2 separate regions of the Homo sapiens genome follow, and region 2 is linked to region 1. The links are chromatin loops, found by intact Hi-C in ENCODE. Cell type or tissue: A673. All regions are shown on one strand. Each heading gives the region's core, and the rest is flanking DNA. Links, peaks and the distances in the headings are about the cores only. Region 1 overlaps PAN3 (poly(A) specific ribonuclease subunit PAN3). Region 2 overlaps FLT3 (fms related receptor tyrosine kinase 3).

Region 1 (4,396 bases), core at 69-4,068:
AAACCTCAATGAATGACATCCCATCTATCTTTGTTTCCAAATAGACTATTTTTCCTCACACTCTAACAGATCTTTGAGCTCTGGAACCACCACCTGCTTTCCTAAAACCTCTCCCACTCAAGATTTACCATTCTGAGGCTTTCCTTCTAAAAGGATTTTCAAAAGACAGCTGGCTGAATTAAGTCCTTTATCACCTATTATAACTCCAGGAAACAGTATGGTCATCCCAAGTGGCCCTGATTGGTAGGAAGCTATTAACAACCACATGCCTTCAAGAATGGAGTACTTCAGAGTTAACATGAAACCACCTGAAGCAATTTCTACAACAGACATTTGCAGATCTTTAAAATCTGAGAACTCATCTAAATTATTAGACACACGTTCATTTACTGAACATTCGTTTATTATAAGGAATTTTCAAGCATAGCTGTATATTACCATCACTTGAGAAGCTTAAAAACAAAACCAAAATCAGCAGTAGCCATCCCCTCGTCCCAATTTTGGTATAATTAGTCTGGGATAAAAATCTAGGTATTGGTATTTTTCTAAGCTTCCACAAATGATGGTAATATGCAGCCAGGATTGAGAACCACTGGTTTGTTGGAATATTTGTAACTTTAAGGCAATCATTAGTGAAATTCTAGCATTATATGGTTATACTTAACAACAGCCTACCCAAATAATGAGTAAAAAGACGTTAAACTCCATTACTAAAATAACATTTAAAAGTTCATACTAAAAAATTTATCCAAAACTAGCATTTGTGAATCTGACACTGAACATGAGATAAGGAGACAGACTGATTAGGTAGACAAACTACTTTGAATCTATTAGAAAAGATTCAAAGATTCATCCCAGAAAACTTTTAAAACTTCACTGGTGATAGAGTCAGGAGCCCAGAATGGCAGGAGGGAAGCTGGCATGGGAAGGAGAACTATTACTGTTGCCATCATTTCTGTTTGCTGGAGGACACTGTGATGAACTCCAAAAAGAATTCCTCTCAATCACACTTTAGATCAAGTAAAACATTCCAAGTTATATTCATGAAATTACAGAAATCTCAGCCAAAAGAAATCAGTGCATATAAATGCCAACTATAAATTTCTATGGGCGATTCAATCCAAAGTATCCAGCAAAGCATACCAAAGATTGTTGTTATTTATCACGTGTTTGAGCAGCAGGTACCAACACACAGTCTTCCAACTCTTCAAGCAGCAGAATTTTCAGTTTGGTTCCACCCTGAACTGATGCTGTATTAAGCCTCCCTCCCAGAATATTCCATTATTCTCTATTATGAGACAGAAAACCAAAATGGTCCAAGAGAGCTGAAGAACCAGATGGGTTTAAAAAATAACATCTGATTTTTAGTACATCCCATCACCTCTCTAAAGCGGACTCAAGGTAAGAACATCCACTTTTTGAAATAAAGTACATGTATGACACAGTCCAGATTAAATTAGAGTTGTTTTTTTAAACAAAAGAAGTTAATAAAATCTTAAGAGAGTTTCACACCGTAAAACCCAGTAACTCTCCTTTCCTTATTTCTCAGCTAAATAATTTTCCATTTGTTATTTTGCTTCTTACCTCCATCTGGTTTCCCCCCATTTGTTGAATTCAGGAGATTTGCCCCCCAACTGATTTTCAGTTTCTTCCTGATTCTTGACTTCTTGATTTCTTTTTCTGATTCTATCTATGGCTCTACTTATGTCCATTTTACTCAAAGTCAGTCTCTATTCACGTGTCTGAAACAAACTATGAAAAATAGACTACAAGAAACAATGCACTCCTCATGTATCCTCTTCTCTGTAAAATCACACTCCCCCTTTGGGACTATCTTTAATTCTTTCCTATACCTTACTATAATAAGCAATATAAAAAATCAGCTACACATATATACCCAAAAAAAGAAAGCCTGATATATATCCTTTAATGCTGAAAAAAATAAACAGGTGATAATTAATTGAAGGTTGCCTGATTTTATGAATGAAGGCATATCCTGACTTACAAATATTAATAAGGTGCCCTAAATGCTTAAAGTTGGTTGTCTGAACTCAGGGATTTTTTTCTTATGAAAAGTTTTGTTTTTCAAGGTAACTACACGACTCATAACATACTTGAAAAGGAACCCTACTGAGAAAAGAATGAGGAGCGTGTGCAGTTTTTTTTTTTTTTAATGCAGACACGGGTTTCTAGATACTTACATTAGAAGATGATGGTACTGGCTCTAAAAATGTGTAATTTTCCTTCAAAAATTTAATATTATCTGCTTGGATGTATATCCAAGTGTATATATTCACTAATATTTTAACAGTCAATAATCTGTCACTTTTGGAAGCATAAAGGTCATAAAGAAAAATTAATCGGAGCCAACTACCTAGGCACTAAGTATAAGAGAGAAGATAAGAATGAAAGTAGCTAAGAAACAATGTCTCCAGATAAGAAAGAGGGGGCAAATGCCCTCAGGCAGAAGAACAGAATGATGCTGCTGGGGGAAAAACAGAACTAATCATATTCCTCCCTGTGTTGCCCACTAGATGTTGCTATCAACCAGAACAGCTTGGCTGCTGCTGAGGTTAGGTGGGCACAAGCAGAGGGAAAGAAGGGTGTGAAACGTCTGCAAACAACTGAATGCAATGAGTGCCTGCAAGTCTTTGGGACTGTATTCTCTGTGGTTTACGAGCAAAACAGATTTATGCATGAACTGAAATACTAAACACTGATTAGACTCTACTTCTCATTTTATCCTTTTTGTTCTCTTTTTGTTCTGAAATTCTATCAGTGAACTAAAATCTTCTTCCAAAACTTTAAACAAAATAAGTTGAAAAGAGAAGAATAAGGTGTTTCTCCATGTAATTAAGAAATTCTGCCTTAGAGCAAACCTTTGTAAGTTAATAAATGTTCAAAAAACCCAAAAACTTCTTATACACAAAGAACTAAAATTGTCTTAAAATCATAGCTGCCTATCCTAATGTGAAGCATTCCAATACAAACTGAATGACCTATTTACTTTAGTTTTGTTACTTGCAGAGTAATCAAGGCAAAAACAACTATTCTCTTTTTTTTTTTTGAGATGGAGTCTAGCTCTGTTACCCAGGCAGGAGTGCAGTGGTGCGATCTCAGCTCACTGCAACCTCCGCCTCCCAGGTTCAAGCGATTCTCCTGCCTTAGCCTCCTGAGTAGCTGGACTACAGGTGTGTGCCACCACACCTGGCTAATCTTTGTATTTTTAGGAGAGGTGGGGTTTCACCATGTTGGCCAGGCTGGTCTCCAGCTCCTGAGCTCAAGTGATCTGCCCACCTCAGCCTCTCAAAGTGCTGGGATTACAGGTGTGAGCCACCACACCTGGCCTAAAGCAACTGTTCTTAATGCTTGAAGATACGTTCTTATTCTTCGATACTTTATCATTTAAATCAGGAAATAAGAAACAGCAAAATAGCTAAGAAGCATCACGAGGCCTAAATCAACACTAATAAAATGAAGTCAGACAATAATCAAATACTAATAAAGTATAAGAAGTGAGTGGTATGTTCTGACTAAATAAAAAAATTACTTAGAAAATGGCAATCCAATAACAAACCTATGAAAACATTTCTAAAATTTCATGACTGGTAGTCAGACAAGTGTTCTAAAAGTAAAAATAATAGGTGTAATTAAAGGAGTGAAAAAGAAGGGTGTCATTTAATATAATCCATTCATCTGATTAGTCTTGTTTTAATCTATCTATGCTTAGGACACGTTTCCTAAATCACATAAATACATTTTCATTTTGAACAGTTAAGAGTCTCTGACGTTATCAGGAGGCCGGGCACAGTGGCTCATGCCTGTAATCCCAGCACTTTGGGAGGCCGAGGCAGGCGGATCACCTGAGGTCAGGAGTTCAAGACCAGCCTGACCAACATGGAGAAACCCTGTCTTTACTAAAAATACAAAATCAGCCAGGCATGGTGGTGCATGCCTGTAATCCCAGCTACTCGGGAGGCTGAGGCAGGAGAATCGCTTGAACCTGGGAGGCAGAGGTTGTGGTGAGTTGAGATCGCGCCATTGCACTCCAGTCTGGGCAACAAGAGTGAAACTCTGCCTCAAAAAAAAAAAAAAGAGTCTCTGACATTGTCATGAATTCTCTTTATTCCAACCCACAAGGGCTCTACACTAAGTACATCATAATGGTTAAGAAATACAGCCTGGGCAACATCGTGAGCCTCTATCTCTACAAAAAATAAAAATAAAAAAAATTTTAGCCAGACACAGTAGTGCACATCTGTAGTCCCAGCTACATGGGAGGCTGAGGCGAGACGATTGCTTGGGCCCAGTTCAAAAGCTGCAGTGAGCTGACAGCACCACTGCACTCTAGCCCAGGTGACAGAGCAAGACAGAAGCAAAAGAATAGAAAGGAAAA
Region 2 (4,396 bases), core at 110-4,109, 260 kb after region 1:
CAAGTAGATGGCTGTGCCTAATATACAGGGAGAATGGGGGAGTAGAGAGGGAAAAAAAAGTGCAAAGCTCGTGTCGCCAGGATGGAGGCTTCAGGACCACTTGGGTCTTGGTTTGAGCTTCTCCTTTCCTGTCCCCATACTCACAGGATGTCCAGATCCCCTTTCCTGTGTTCAGGGGGCCTGTCAGGTATCAGGAACCGTTGAATGGCAACATATCCATGCATGATTAATCAGCTGAGAGAATCCATGCTTAGGGACAGACGGTTCACAAACTTTTTCTCCCAGTTCCTTCCACTCTGTTCCCTGACCCTCTGTGACCAGTGTCAGAAGCACCCAGAGAAAATGGTAGCTCCTTTAAGCAGGTTAGAAAACAGGCCCCCATGGCCCATTGCAGTGGGTCACACATGTAATCCCAGCACTTTGGGAGGCTGAGGTGGGCGGATCACTTGAGGTCATGAGTTCCAGACCAGCCAGGCCAACATGGCAAAATCCCATCTCTACTAAAAAAAAATTAGCCAGGCGTGGTGGCGCATGCCTGTAATCCCAGCTACTCGGGAGGCTGAGGCAGAAGAATCGCTTGAACCTGGGAGGTGGATGTTGCAGTGAGCCGAGATGGCACCACTGCACTCCAGCCTGGGTGACACAGTGAGACTCTATCTCAAAAAAGAAAAAGAAAGAAAAAGAGAAAGAAAGAGAGAAAGAAGGAAGGAAAGAAAGAGAAAGAGAGAAAAAAAAGAAAGAAGAAAGAGAGAAAGAAAGAAAGAGAAAAAGAGAAAGAAAGGAAGGAAGGAGGAGGGAAGGAAGGAAGGAAGGAAGGAAATGCCCCCCTCCCCGGGTGGGAGGAGTCCAGAGGAACCCCTTACTTAGGGCTCATGCAGCCTGCCTCAGTCTAAGCCAGTCTGAAGGAGGAGAGCTTGGCGTGGGTCTCAGCCATCTTGCCCGCTCTGCTGGGCACTTTTGTTTGGTGCAAGGCACAACCCACACAGCCACGCAGGCAGCCCTGCCCACTCTGCAGAATCCTATCTAGTCCCTTGGTTGGAAAACTGGCCTTGTCACCTTCCCCAGGGTGATCTTCCCTGTTATATCTGTGAAAGGTTTTGTAGAATCTTCTCTCCTCCCCTCCCCTCCCCTCCCCTCCCCTCTCCTCTCCTCTTTTCTTTTTTTTTGAGACAGAGTCTCACTCTGTCACCCAGGCTGGAGTGCAGTGGCATGATCTCAGCTCACTGCAACCTCTGCCTCCTGGGTTCAAGCAATTCTTATGCCTCAGCCTCCTGAGTAGCTGGGACTACAGGCACGCGCCACCACGCCCAGCTAATTTTTGTGTTTTTAGCAGAGACGGAGTTTCACCATATTGTCCGGGCTGGTCTCAAACTCCTGACCTCATGATCCGCCCACCTCAGCCTTCCAAAGTGCTGAGATTACAGGCGTGAGCCACCCCACCTGGCCCTATTTTTCTTTTTAATTTATTTTTTTTAGACAGAGTCTCACTCCGTCACCCAGGCTGGAGTGCAGTGGCGTGATCTCCGCTCACTGCAACCTTCACCTCCTGGGTTCAAGCAATTATCGTGCCTCAGCCTCTTGAGTAGCTGGGATTACAGGCATCTGCCACCACGCCTGGCTAATGCATCTTTAGTAGAGACGGGGTTTTACCATGTTGGCCAGGCTAGTCTCAAACTCCTGAGGTCAAGCGATTCGCCTGCCTCGGCCTCCCAAGGTGGGGGGATTACAGGCATGAGCCACCATGCCCGGCCAGAATCTTTGTTTCTGCATCAAGGACTAGGGAAGGAAAAGGGCCCTCAGAGAACCAGAGAGAAAGAGTGGGAAATGCATGGAGAAAACATAGGTTAAGGCTTTTATGTCTAACCTCAACACCAATGGGATTAGATCAGGGAGATCACTGATTACATGATTACCTGTCTAGGCATTTAGACAGTGGTGAACCGATGAAGATTTTTAGGATGGACAAACATGCTTCAATCTTTAAGAACCAGATCAAATATTCTGTGCTCTGCAAAGCCTCCCCCAATTTCCCTAGTCAGATTTCAGGCTGCTGCTTCTGAATTCTCATTAACACTTTCAGCTGTAACTCCATGTGAGACTCAAATCCTAGTGTAGGATGACTTTATATTATGGGTCTCTCTCTGTCGTCACTAGACTTCATTAGCAAGGGTAAATACTGTTTCCTGTTCATCTTTACACCCCATGGGGTAGTGCTTGCCATGTGATATTAAGTAAATGAATGAAGTCAGCATGAAAGCAAGTTGGAGACCACATCTGTTTGGTTCATCATTATAGACCCCGCTGCTAGCATGATGCTTAGCACGTGGAAGGCGCTCAGCAAACATTTCTGGAATGAGAAAGAAAAAGAGAGCATAAAAGGAAGTTTGGAAAAGCGAGGCAGAAGATGAGATGTCAGGACATCAGTTGAGAGGGGCGGCAGCAGCAAGGATGGGCACGCTGAGGGAGCACACTAGGCAGGGGCTGTGGGCTGATAAAAGGGGGCACATACTTGTCCCCTGTTTCAGAAAAGGGGTCTGAACTAACATCACCTCCCCTCTCCTACTCAGCCCCATAAATTATAGGAAATAAGTTTGTTTTGTTTTAAGAGAAGGGAGGCCAAGCGTGGTGGCTGACACTGATAATCCCAGCACTCTGGGAGGCTGAGGCACAAACATAGATTGAGCTCAGGAGTTCAAGGCCAGTCTGGGCAACATGGTAAAACCCTATCTCTACAAAAAAATTTGAAAATTAGCCAGGCGTGGTGGTGCATTCCTGTGGTCCCAGCTGCTAGGGAGGCTGAGGTGGGAGGATCGCTTGAGTCTGGGGAGCGGTCATGGCTGCAGTAAGCCACGATCATGCCACTGTACTCTAACCTGGGTGACAGAGCAAGACTCTGTCTCAACAGAACAGAACTAAACTAAACTAAAATAAAAGTGAGGCCATAATTGGCTTTGACAGTAAGAAAGAGATCTTTTTGTGGACCAGAAACTGTGGAAAATCCCTGAGACAATGAAAGCAGTTAAAATTGCACTGCAGAGGGAAAACCCACCACAGAGGATGCCTGGGAAAAACAAGGACAAGGGTAACACAAAGGCAGCAAGAAGTCCTGGGACACTGCAGAAGTTCTGAAGCAGGAGCAGCCACATGGTGAAATCAACATAAGATTAAATGTGGGTGTTAAAAATGTAAGAACGATATGGGTGAGATAGAAACGTAACACATAACTTCTGTTTCAGTACAGGGGAAGAAAATGACCATAGAAAACATAATCAGTCCAACAAAATGGGGGAAGAGAAAAATAAAGAGAGTTCATGGAAATAGAAAACACAAAATTAGCTGGGTGTGGTGGTGCAAGCTTGTAGTTCTAGCTACTCAGGAGGCTGAGCTGGGAGGATTCCCTGAGCCCAGGAAGTCGAGGCTGCAGTGAGCTATAACTGGGCTGCTGCACTCCAATATGGGCAAAGGAGAGAGATCCCATCTCTAAAGAATAAAATAAATAAATAAAAATTGAAAATACAAAAATAAAACACAAAATGGCAACAATCAGTAAGCCTACTTAGGAAAGAGAATCTCAGAATAAATAAAGTTGTTAACATGCATTGTTAGTGAATGCCACATTCACTAATCTCAATACAATGTAATAAAAAAATCACCCAACCAAAAAAGCCCCCAAATTTATATACCAAAATTAAAAATCAGCCAGGCGTGGTAGCTCACGCCTGTAATCCTAGCACTTTGGGAGTCTGAGGCGAGTGGATCACCTGAGGTCAGGAGTTCGAGACCAGCCTGGCCAACCTGGTGAAACCCCGTCTCTACTAAAAAGACAAAATTAGCTGGGTGTGGTGGCAGGTAGCTAAAATCCCAGCTACTTGGGAGGCTGAGGCACGAGAAGTGCTTGAAACCGGGAGGCGGAGGTTGCAGTGAGCCTAGACTGCACCATTGCACTCCAGCCTGGGAGTGCAAACAGAACGAAACTCTGTCTCAAAAAATAAATAAATAAAATAAAAATCATGCCTCTTAAGCAAGTCTTTGCTTAAGAAGAAGAAGGGGAAAGAGGGAGAAGGAGCAAAAATGGATATTGCCTATTAAAACCTGTGAGAGTTACCCAAATTCATAATTCTAAATTCATTTATTAGAAAACAAAGAAAAATGAAAATCAATAGCTAACCTTTTTTTCCTTTTTTTTTTTTTTTTTTTTTTGAGACAGGTTCTTGCTCATTGCAGCCTCAAATTCCTGGAATCAAGCGATCCTCCCACCTCAGCTTCCTGAGTACTTTTTAAAAATTCTCTTTTGCAGAGATGGGGATCTTGCTATGTTGTGCAGGCTAGTCTCAAACTGCTGGCCTCAAGCAATCCTCCTGCCTCAGCCTCCCAAAGTGCTGGGATTACTGGTGTG

The links. A loop is a pair of places that touch in the nucleus more often than their neighbours do. Peaks named below come from ENCODE experiments on the same cell type or tissue, not always from the same donor. Only the 100,000 strongest peaks of a DNase experiment are listed, where the experiment ranks them.
Region 2: a loop joins it to region 1, with 2.4 times the contacts of the local background. A loop is called at or near these places in 1 of 110 quality-filtered maps.

What each region holds. Positions count from the first base shown.
Region 1 is chr13:28,272,272-28,276,667 of GRCh38, reverse strand. All of the region lies in intron 14 of PAN3 (poly(A) specific ribonuclease subunit PAN3), which reads right to left. Among named protein-coding and RNA genes, the nearest start is that of PAN3-AS1, 140 kb to the right of the region's middle. In A673, for the core only: a CTCF peak has its summit at 2,533 (motif pointing right); no DNase peak of the experiment used is centred there.
Region 2 is chr13:28,008,080-28,012,475 of GRCh38, reverse strand. The region is part of intron 23 of FLT3 (fms related receptor tyrosine kinase 3); the gene reads left to right. Among named protein-coding and RNA genes, the nearest start is that of URAD, 22 kb to the right of the region's middle. In A673, for the core only: no CTCF peak of the experiment used is centred there; DNase peaks (open chromatin) are centred at 915 and 2,205.